Linked DNA regions of Homo sapiens: region 2 is linked to region 1. Evidence: read pairs that join two places in POLR2A ChIA-PET (ENCODE). Cell type or tissue: K562. All regions are shown on one strand. Links, peaks and the distances in the headings refer to the core of each region. The heading gives the core; the rest is flanking DNA.

Region 1 (4,387 bases), core at 267-4,266:
CACCTCCAGTGTTCAAGCGATTCTCCTGCCTCAGCCTCCCGACTAGCTGGGACTACAGGCACACCCCACCACACCTGGCTAATTTTTGTATTTTTAGTAGAGATGGGGTTTTACCATGTCGGCCAGGCTGGTCTCAAACTCCTGACCTCAGATGATCCACCTGCCTCGGCCTCCCAAAGTGCTGGGATTACAGGCATGAGCCACCATGCCTAGCGTTTTTTAACTTAATTTTATTGAACCTTGGCCACCCTCTCTGTGCCAGTCAATGAGTCAAATAGTTGATTATACAGAATAACCTAAGTTCCTATGTGTGCAACCACCCTACATAATTTTAAAGCAAATTATATAGATTATAATATAATATAAAATACATAAAGATTATATTTTATCCAGAAATAAGAAACTATATGTATCTCTTGGAGATACAATTTTTTTTTTTTTTTTTTTGAGACAGAGTCTCAATCTGTTGCCCAGGCTGGAGTGCAGTGGTGTCATCTCAGCTCTCTGCAACCTCTGCCTTCTGGGTTCAAACTATTCTCCTGCCTGGAGATACCTATTTTTTTAACATAATTATTTACACCTAAGAAATTAGTTCTTAATGGCCGGGCACAGTGGCTCATGCCTGTAATCCCAGCACTCTGGGAGGCTGAGGTGGGCAGATCACCTGAGGTCAGGAGTTCAAGATCAGCCTGGGCAACATGGCGAAACCTCGTCCCTACTAAAAGTACAGAATTAGCCAGGCATGGTAGCACATGCCTGTAATCCCAGCTACTCGGGAGTCTGAGGCAGGAGAATCGCGTGAACCTGGGAGGCAGAGGATGTGGTGAGCCGAGATCATGCCATTGCACTCCAGCCTGGGCAACAAGAGTAAATCTCCATCTCACCAAAAAAAAAAAAAAAAAAAAAAAAGAGTTCTTAATATCTAATAAGCAATCTCCTGCACAATGTGTAACTTCTCCCCGTGTTGGGACCTGCTCTTTCATGCTGATCATGATGGTAGTTGGAAGTCATTTAAGTAGGCCAAGTTGAGAGCTGTTCTTCATGGTGCCCCCAAAAGAATTGCCACACAATAACAGCCCAGAATATCCCCAACAGACTCGTCAACAGGGACCTAGCTAGCATGACCAGCCGGAACACTCTTATGGCTGAATTGGTGTGTCCTCAAAACCTTTCAAATGGCCGGGGTGTGGTGGCTCACACCTGTAACCCTAGCACTTTGGGAGGCCCAGGCGAGTGGGTCACGAGGTCAGGGATTCAAGACCAGCCTGGCCAAGCTGGTAAAACCCCATCTCTTCTAAAAATACAAAAAAAACTATAAAAATACAAAAATTAGCCAGGTGTGGTGGTGCGTGCCCCTAATCCCAGCTACTGGGGAGGCTGAGGCAGGAGAATCACTTGAACCTGGGAGGTGGAGGTTGCAGTGAGCTGAGATCACACCACTGTACTCCAGCCTGGGCGACAGAGCGAGACTCCATCCCCAAAAAACAAAAACAAAACTTCAAATGGTTACAAACTTGTCTGATGCATTCACATGAGCAGGGATGATTCTTGTATGGAGAAAAATGGCCCCAGAGATAGATCTTGTGAAATAGCTGCTCATGAAGAAAAGTGGCTGTAGGGGCCGGGCGCGGTGGCTCACGCCTGTAATGCCAGCACTTTGGGAGACCGAGGCAGGCAGATAACCTGAGGTCGGGAGTTCCAGACCAGCCTGACCAACATGGAGAAACCCCGTCTCTACTAAAAATACAAAATGAGCCAGGCGTGGTGGTGCATGCCTGTAATCCCAGCTACTCTGGATGCTGAGGCAGGAGAATTGCTTGAACCCAGGAGGTGGAGGTTGCTGTGACCCGAGATTGTGCCATTGTACTCCAGCCTAGGCAACAAGAGCGAAACTCCGTCTCAAAAAAAAAAAAAGTGGCTGTAAACAGGACCTTAGTGCACACACAGGGAGCTTGAGGGATCGTGGGAGGTTATGGCGTGGGTTGGAAGTAGCAAAGAACTTAAACACCATGAAAAAAAAATTTTTTTTTTGAAATGGAGTCTTGCTCTGTTGTCCAGACTGGAGTGCAGTGATGTGATCTCTGCTCACTGCAACCTCCACCTCCCGGTTCAAGCAATTCTGCCTCAGCCTTCCAAAACGCTGGGATTACAGGCGCTTGCCACCACACCCAGCTAATTTTTTGTATTTTTAGTAGCGATTTAGAGAGTAGTTTCACCGTGTTGACCAGGCTGGTCTTGAACTCCGTGACCTCAGGTTAACCATCCACCTCGGCCTCCCAAAGTGCTGGGATTACAGGCATGAGCCACCACACCCAGCCAACACCATGAAAATTTCAAATGAAACAGGACGGCCAGTGAAAAGTCAAGGTGCTGGACTCCTTGAGTCCAGCTGCCTGATTCTGCCCAGGGTTTGCCACCAGTGCCAGTGTTTCCTGTACATTCCTTTAGAGATAGCTCATGCATCTAGAAGTATTTGTAAATATATTGATCTGATTGGATATGGTGCCCTTTTGCTCACACAGCCCCTGCCACACTGGCCTCTTCAGTGCACAGGAACTGTGAGCAAATGTATTTCGACACACCAGGCTGGCTCCAACCCCGGATCCTTTACACTTGCTGTTTGCTCGACCTGGAATGTTTGGCCACCAGCTGTCCACAAGCTCACCCCTCACTGCCTTCAGGTCTTCATTTAGCGAGGCCTTCTCTGACCACTCAGCCTTCACCTTCAGCTCCTCCATCTTTGTGCCCCTTCACTCCTTTTGTTTCTTTCTCTTTTTTCAATTTTTATTTATTTTTTTAGTTTTTGGAGATGGAGTCTCTCTGTCACCAGGCTGGAGTGCAGTGGCGCAATCTCAGCTCACTGCAACCTCAGACTCCCTGGTTCAAGCGATTCTTCTGCCTCAGCCTCCCAAGTAGCTGGGATTACAGGCACGCGCCACCACGCCCAGCTAATTTTTGTATTTTTAGTAGAGACGGGGTTTCACCATGTTGGCCAGGATGGTCTCCATCTCCTGACTTTGTGATCCACCCAGCTCGGCTTCCCAAAGTGCTGGGATTACAGGTGTGAGCCACCACACCTGGCCTTGTTTCTTAAGCACTTACCGCTAACATGCCAAATGTTATCCTTCATCATTGCACCACTGGAATGTAATTTCCATGCGGGCAGATTTGGAAATATATATTTAATTCCCCTTTTCAGCTTTTTTTTTTTTTTTGAGATAAGGTCTTACTCTGTCACCTAGGCTGGCATGTAGTGGCGTAATCTCAGTTTACTGCAGCCTCCGCCGCCCAGACTCAAGCCATCCTCCTACCTCAGCCTCCCAAGTAGCTAGGACCACAGGCATAGACCACCATACTCAGCTAGTTTTTTGTTTGTTTGTTTGTTTTTGATAGAGACGGGGTTTCACCATGTTGCCCAGGCTGGTCTCAACTCCTGAGCTCAGGTGATCTGCCCGCCTTAGCCTCCCAAAGTGCTGGGATTACAGGCCTGAGCCACCGCACGCCAGCCTGCATTTTTTCCAAATGTTCTAATCTTTCTCATTTTATTATTTTTTTTTTTTTAATTTTTTTTTTGACACAAGACCTCACTCTGTCACCCAGCCTGGAGTGCAGTGGCCTGATCACAGCTTACTGCAGCCTTGAACTCCCAGGCTCAAGAGATCCTCCCACCCCAGCCTCTCAAGTAGATGGGACTACAGGCATATGCCACCACACCCAGCTAATTTTTGTATTCTTTTGTAGAGATGGAGTTTGCCCATATTGCCCAGGCTGATCTCCAACTCCTGGGCTCAAGTGATCCTCCCGCTTCAGCCTCCCAAGGTGCTGGGATTACAGGCATGAGCCACCACACCCAGCCCAGCTGTTAATCTTATTGATGATTAATTATACGTGATGGGTCACTTGTCAGTTGCTGCTTTCAAGGTTCTCTTTTTATCGTTCAATAATTTGATTATGATATGTCTGGTGATGGATATCTTTGAGTTTATCCTATTTGAAGATTATTGAGCTTCTTGGCTCTAGATTGATGGTTTTTTTCATCAAATTTTGGGAGTTTTCAGCCATTCTTTCTTCATATATTCTTTTTTACCCCTTTCTTTTTGTCCTCTCCTTCTGGGATTCCCATTATTTGATGATGTCTCACAGGTCTCTGAAGTTCTGTTCACTTATCTTCGTGCTTTTTTCTTTCTGTTCCTTAGACTTGATCATCTCAACTGATCTATACTCACGTTCACCGATCTTTTCTTCTGCCTACTCAAATCTGTTGTTGAACCCTCTATTCCTCTATTGAATTTTTTCTTTTTTTTTTTTTTTGAGACGGAGTCTCGCTCTGTCGCCCAAGCTGGAGTGCAGTGGCGCGATCTCGGCTCACCGCAACCTCCACTTCCCG
Region 2 (4,387 bases), core at 158-4,157, 90 kb after region 1:
CAATGGGTGAAGCTTAGAAAGAGGAGAGAATTTTGGGTTGGGGCGGAGCTGACCGGATCCCAGGCCTGGCATGGTAAGGGCAGTGGGAGGGGTGCAGAATTTAGACAGAAAGATAATAGTAAAATGATGTAGGATGTCCCATGGCAAAAGTGTTATTAAAACAAAGTGGGAGGCTGGGTGCGGTGGCTCACACCTGTAATCCCAACACTTTGGGAGGCCGAGGCTGGCAGATCACTTGAGGTCAGGAGTTTGAGACCAGCCTGGGCAACATAGCGAAACGCTGTCTCTATAAAAAATACAAAAAAAAAAAAAAAATTAGCCAGGTGTGGTGGCACAAGCCTGTAGTCCCAGCTACTCAGGAGGCTGAGGCAGGAGGATCGCTGGAGCCGGGGAGGCGGAGGTTGCAGTGAGCTGAGATCACACCACTGCACTCCAGCCTGGGTGATAGATTGAGACCCTGTCTCAAAAAAAAAAAAAAAGAAAGGAAAAGAAAAGAAAGAAAGAAAAGAGAAGTGGGTGTGACCACAAATGATGGTGAGGGAAGGTGTACACCTGTGAGTGCCAGGCTGAGGAGTGCAGACTCCACCCCTGGGTGCTGTGGAGTCATGGAAGTTTCCAAGCAAGGGAAGATCAGGGTCAGGTTTGTTATTTTTCAGGAAGATTCCCCTGGCTGCCTTGTGGAGGGTGTATCAGAAGGGGGACACTGAGGCAGGGAGCCAAGGGGGAGCAAAGGACAGGACCAGGATGGGTAGAGTAGGGAGGAGGTGGGTGGGAGAGACACTCGGGAGGCCTAGTGGACAGGCCATGGGGTTGGTGGGCTGGGTAGGGGAGGGAGAGGGGTATCCATGGTGAGGTACAGGGAGGGACTTGGGGACAGTGAGGCGACCCTTGAGAGGGAGGCTTCAGGCCCAAGTCGGGGGTTCAGGAGAGAGGCTGGGCCTGAGGAGAGTTGTGGACGTGATCCGTACCCTCTGCATCTGCCCAAGGCTTTGCTGCAATCTCAGCTACTCCCTTCCCCACCCTCACTCTGTCTCTCCTCTGAGCTATGTTTGAATCCCTGTGTCTCCTGGGCTTCTCAGGAAGTCCCTGGACTGGTCAGGCAAGTTCCCAGGTGTCCCCTCCAGGCTCTGAGCACTAGAGCCAGAGCTCCCACCAGTCAGAAAGGCAGAGCAAACACCTCTCAAAGGTAGGAGGACAGCGTAACATCATCACTTCCTCAAGTTCTGTGATGACGGGAGGCAGCCACAGGCTAACTGGGCAGGAAGGTGGGCCTAGATCTCATTTCCCGAGGGGGAAAAAAAAGCCCAAACAGGATGTTTTAGGTGAAATCTCCCAATTTTGGCTGGGTGCGGTGGCTTCTGCCTGTAATCCAGCACTTTGGGAGGCTGAGGCAGGTGGATCATGAGGTCAGGAGTTTGAGATCAGCCTGGTCAATATGGTGAAACCCTGTCTGTACTAAAAATAGAAAAAATTAGTTGACCATGGTGGCACGCGCCTGTAGTCCCAGTTCTTTGGGAGGCTGAGGCAGGAGAATCACTTGTACTCAGGAGGCAGAGGTTGCAGTGAGCCGAGATCACGCCACTGCACTCCAGCCTGGGAGACAGAGCAAGACTCCGTCTCAAAAAAAAGAAAAGAAAGAAATCTCCCAATTTTTAAATGTCAGCTCATTCAGATTGAATTCAGATTTAAAATTATACCACTGTTGGCCGGGCATGGTGGCTCACGCCTGTAAGCACTTTGGGAGCCTGAGGCCAGCAGATCACTGAGGTCAGGAGTTTGAGACCAGCCTGGTCAACGTGGTAAGACCCCATCTCTACTAAAAATACAAAAATTAGCCAGGCGTGGTGGCGGGCGCCTGTAATCCCAGCTATTTGGGAGGCTGAGGCAGGAGAATCACTTGAACCTGGGAGGTGGAGGTTGCAGTGAGCCAAGATTATGCCACTGCATTCCAGCCTGGGTGACAGAGCAAGACTCCGTCTCACAAAACAGAAATACATTAATTAATTAAAATAAAATTATACCACTGCCTCAACCAGATTCTGCACTCAGGTTGAGCCTCTGTCTCATAACTTCAGCTTTGGAACCAGACAGCCTGGGTTCAAATCATCAGCTCTGCAATTTCTTTGCTGTGTGCCTTTGAGCACGTGGCCTAACATCTCTGTGCCTCAGTTTCATCATCTTTAAAATAGGAATAAAAATCATATCTATCTGAGCTGGGCTCTATGGCATGTGCCTATAGCCCCAGCTACTTGGGAGGCTGAGACAGCAGGACCGCTTGAGCCCAGGAGTTCAAAACCGGACAACATCGTGATATCCTTTTTCAAGAAAAAAAAAAATCACATCTACCTCTAAGGGTTATTGTGATAATTCAGTGGGTTATTATTTGTAATATATAGCATATTTAAACCTTGCCACTGGGACAGGCACAGTGGCTCACACCTGTAATCCCAGCACTTTGGGAAGCCGAGATGGCTCACCTGAATCTAGGAGTTCAAGACCAGCTTGGTCAATATCATTAAGACTCCATCTCTATACAATTTTTTTGTAATAAATTTATATTATATTAAAACACATTTTTTTAAAACCCAAAAGGCTCATAAGGTAAGGTGATTGGCCTTACCTCCTGTCACAGAGCAATCACGTGGGACAGCTCTGGAACTCAGAGCTCTGGGCATCACTCCAGCCATCTCTGCCTGTTGCACCCTTTCAGGCTGCCTGGGCCTGGCTCTGAGATTGGCCAGGGCAGAGGACACGCACGCCCTTCCCTGGCCCAGTCAGCTGCCCACCTAGCTGGGGCCTGGGAGCTGACTCCTGCTGGGTCCTCTCTTGCCCCAGAGCTGGAGATGGCCAAAGCCCGGAACCAACTGGATGCTGTCTTGCAGTGTCTGCTGGAGAAGAGTCACATGGACAGGTAGGCCAGCGTGGGGTCACAGGGCCGGGCACCCTGGTGGGTTGGGCCCTCTGATCCTGGGTGGATTGGGTGGGACCCCACAGGCTGACTTGGGGAGGAAGGTGCTTAATGGGGAGGCTGCTCGGTGCCTTCCTTCTCTGGGGCCCTGGAACCCTGAGCTGAGAGATCTCTTCTGCCTCTAGGGAGCGTCTGGATGAGGAAGCTGGGAAAACACCCTCAGACACCCACAATAAGTGAGTTTTTCTGATTGGATTTGGAGTTGAGAGTTCGTGGTTGGTAACTTCTTTCCTTATCCAAGCCCTGACCGCTCAGCCCAGCGCTACCTCCATCGTGGCCCGGACCACTCCACCTGTACAAAGACCCTGTGGCAGGAGAAGCTTAGGTCCCCCCGTGGTTGCCACCTAGACCCCCATGGGTATGGGTGGGACAAAAGGCCCAAGAGGCAAGTGGGGTTCATGTGAGCATCTCAGGTTTGATACCAGTATCCCCAGGGTGCCCTCTGCAGGGTTTTGCACAGGCGTTTGTCTGAGGGTCAACTGTCTTTCCCCACAGGGACTGCTCCATCGCAGCCACTGGCAAAAGGTAAGGTGGCAGGGTCCCAGCCAGCTGACTAGAGGCTCCCAGCTCCTACCCCAGTCCTGACACTCCCTCTCCCTACGCAGGCCATCTGCCCGCTTCCCCCACCAGCGGAGGAAGAAGAGGAGGGAGATGGATGATGGGCTGGCTGAGGGAGGGCCGCAGCGATCCAGTGAGTAGACAGTGGCCCTAGAGGGTCGGTAAGGAGCCAAGGGCCTATGCAAGGATGCTCACACACCTCCCATCCCCACCTTCCCAGACACATATGTGATCAAGCTGTTCGACCGGAGCGTGGACTTGGCCCAGTTCAGCGAGAACACGCCACTGTACCCAATCTGCCGCGCCTGGATGCGCAACAGCCCCTCTGTGCGCGAGCGTGAATGCTCTCCCAGCTCACCCCTGCCCCCGCTGCCTGAGGATGAGGAGGTGGGATGGGTAGTGGGTCCCAGCCCAGCAGCCTGGTGCCAGGGCAGTGGGTGGATAGGCTCAAAGGATCCTGCCCCTAAGCTAGTGGGATAGACAGACACAGGTCCCTCACGTGAATCCTGGATCAGGCTAGGCACACAGATGTGCACTCTTAGGTTGGGGTGTGGATCAGAGTCCCTAGGGAAGACATACGTAACCACCTGGCCTGGGAGACAGGGAACAGGGTTACCCTGGACAGTTAGATGTGGACCTCCAAGATCAGGGGTTCCCAAGAGCCGAGGGGCTAGACAAGGGTCCTTAGTACAGACAGAAGTGGCCACCAGGCCTTGAGGAGCAGGGGCTGGGCAGGAATGGATGGGAGTCTATAAGCCATCTGACCCAGCGGGGTAGACAAGGGTCCCCAGGACAGACATATAGGACCCTTCAGACATATAGGACTGTCAGAAATGGACAGAGCTTCCTAGGTGGCACAGA

Evidence for each region. Peaks named below come from ENCODE experiments on the same cell type or tissue, not always from the same donor. Only the 100,000 strongest peaks of a DNase experiment are listed, where the experiment ranks them.
Region 2: POLR2A ChIA-PET joins it to region 1 with 6 read pairs; 6 of 35 experiments call an interaction of 5 or more read pairs at or near these places.

Annotation. Positions count from the first base shown.
Region 1 is chr19:35,658,985-35,663,371 of GRCh38, forward strand. No RefSeq gene overlaps it. Among named protein-coding and RNA genes, the nearest start is that of UPK1A, 5.3 kb to the right of the region's middle. In K562, for the core only: no CTCF peak of the experiment used is centred there; no DNase peak of the experiment used is centred there.
Region 2 is chr19:35,749,341-35,753,727 of GRCh38, forward strand. It overlaps LIN37 (lin-37 DREAM MuvB core complex component), which reads left to right. Exons shown (of 9, transcript NM_019104.3): 2 at 2,836-2,911; 3 at 3,094-3,144; 4 at 3,464-3,493; 5 at 3,574-3,659; 6 at 3,747-3,913. Among named protein-coding and RNA genes, the nearest start is that of LIN37, 3.0 kb to the left of the region's middle. In K562, for the core only: no CTCF peak of the experiment used is centred there; no DNase peak of the experiment used is centred there; H3K4me3 peaks cover 7 bases.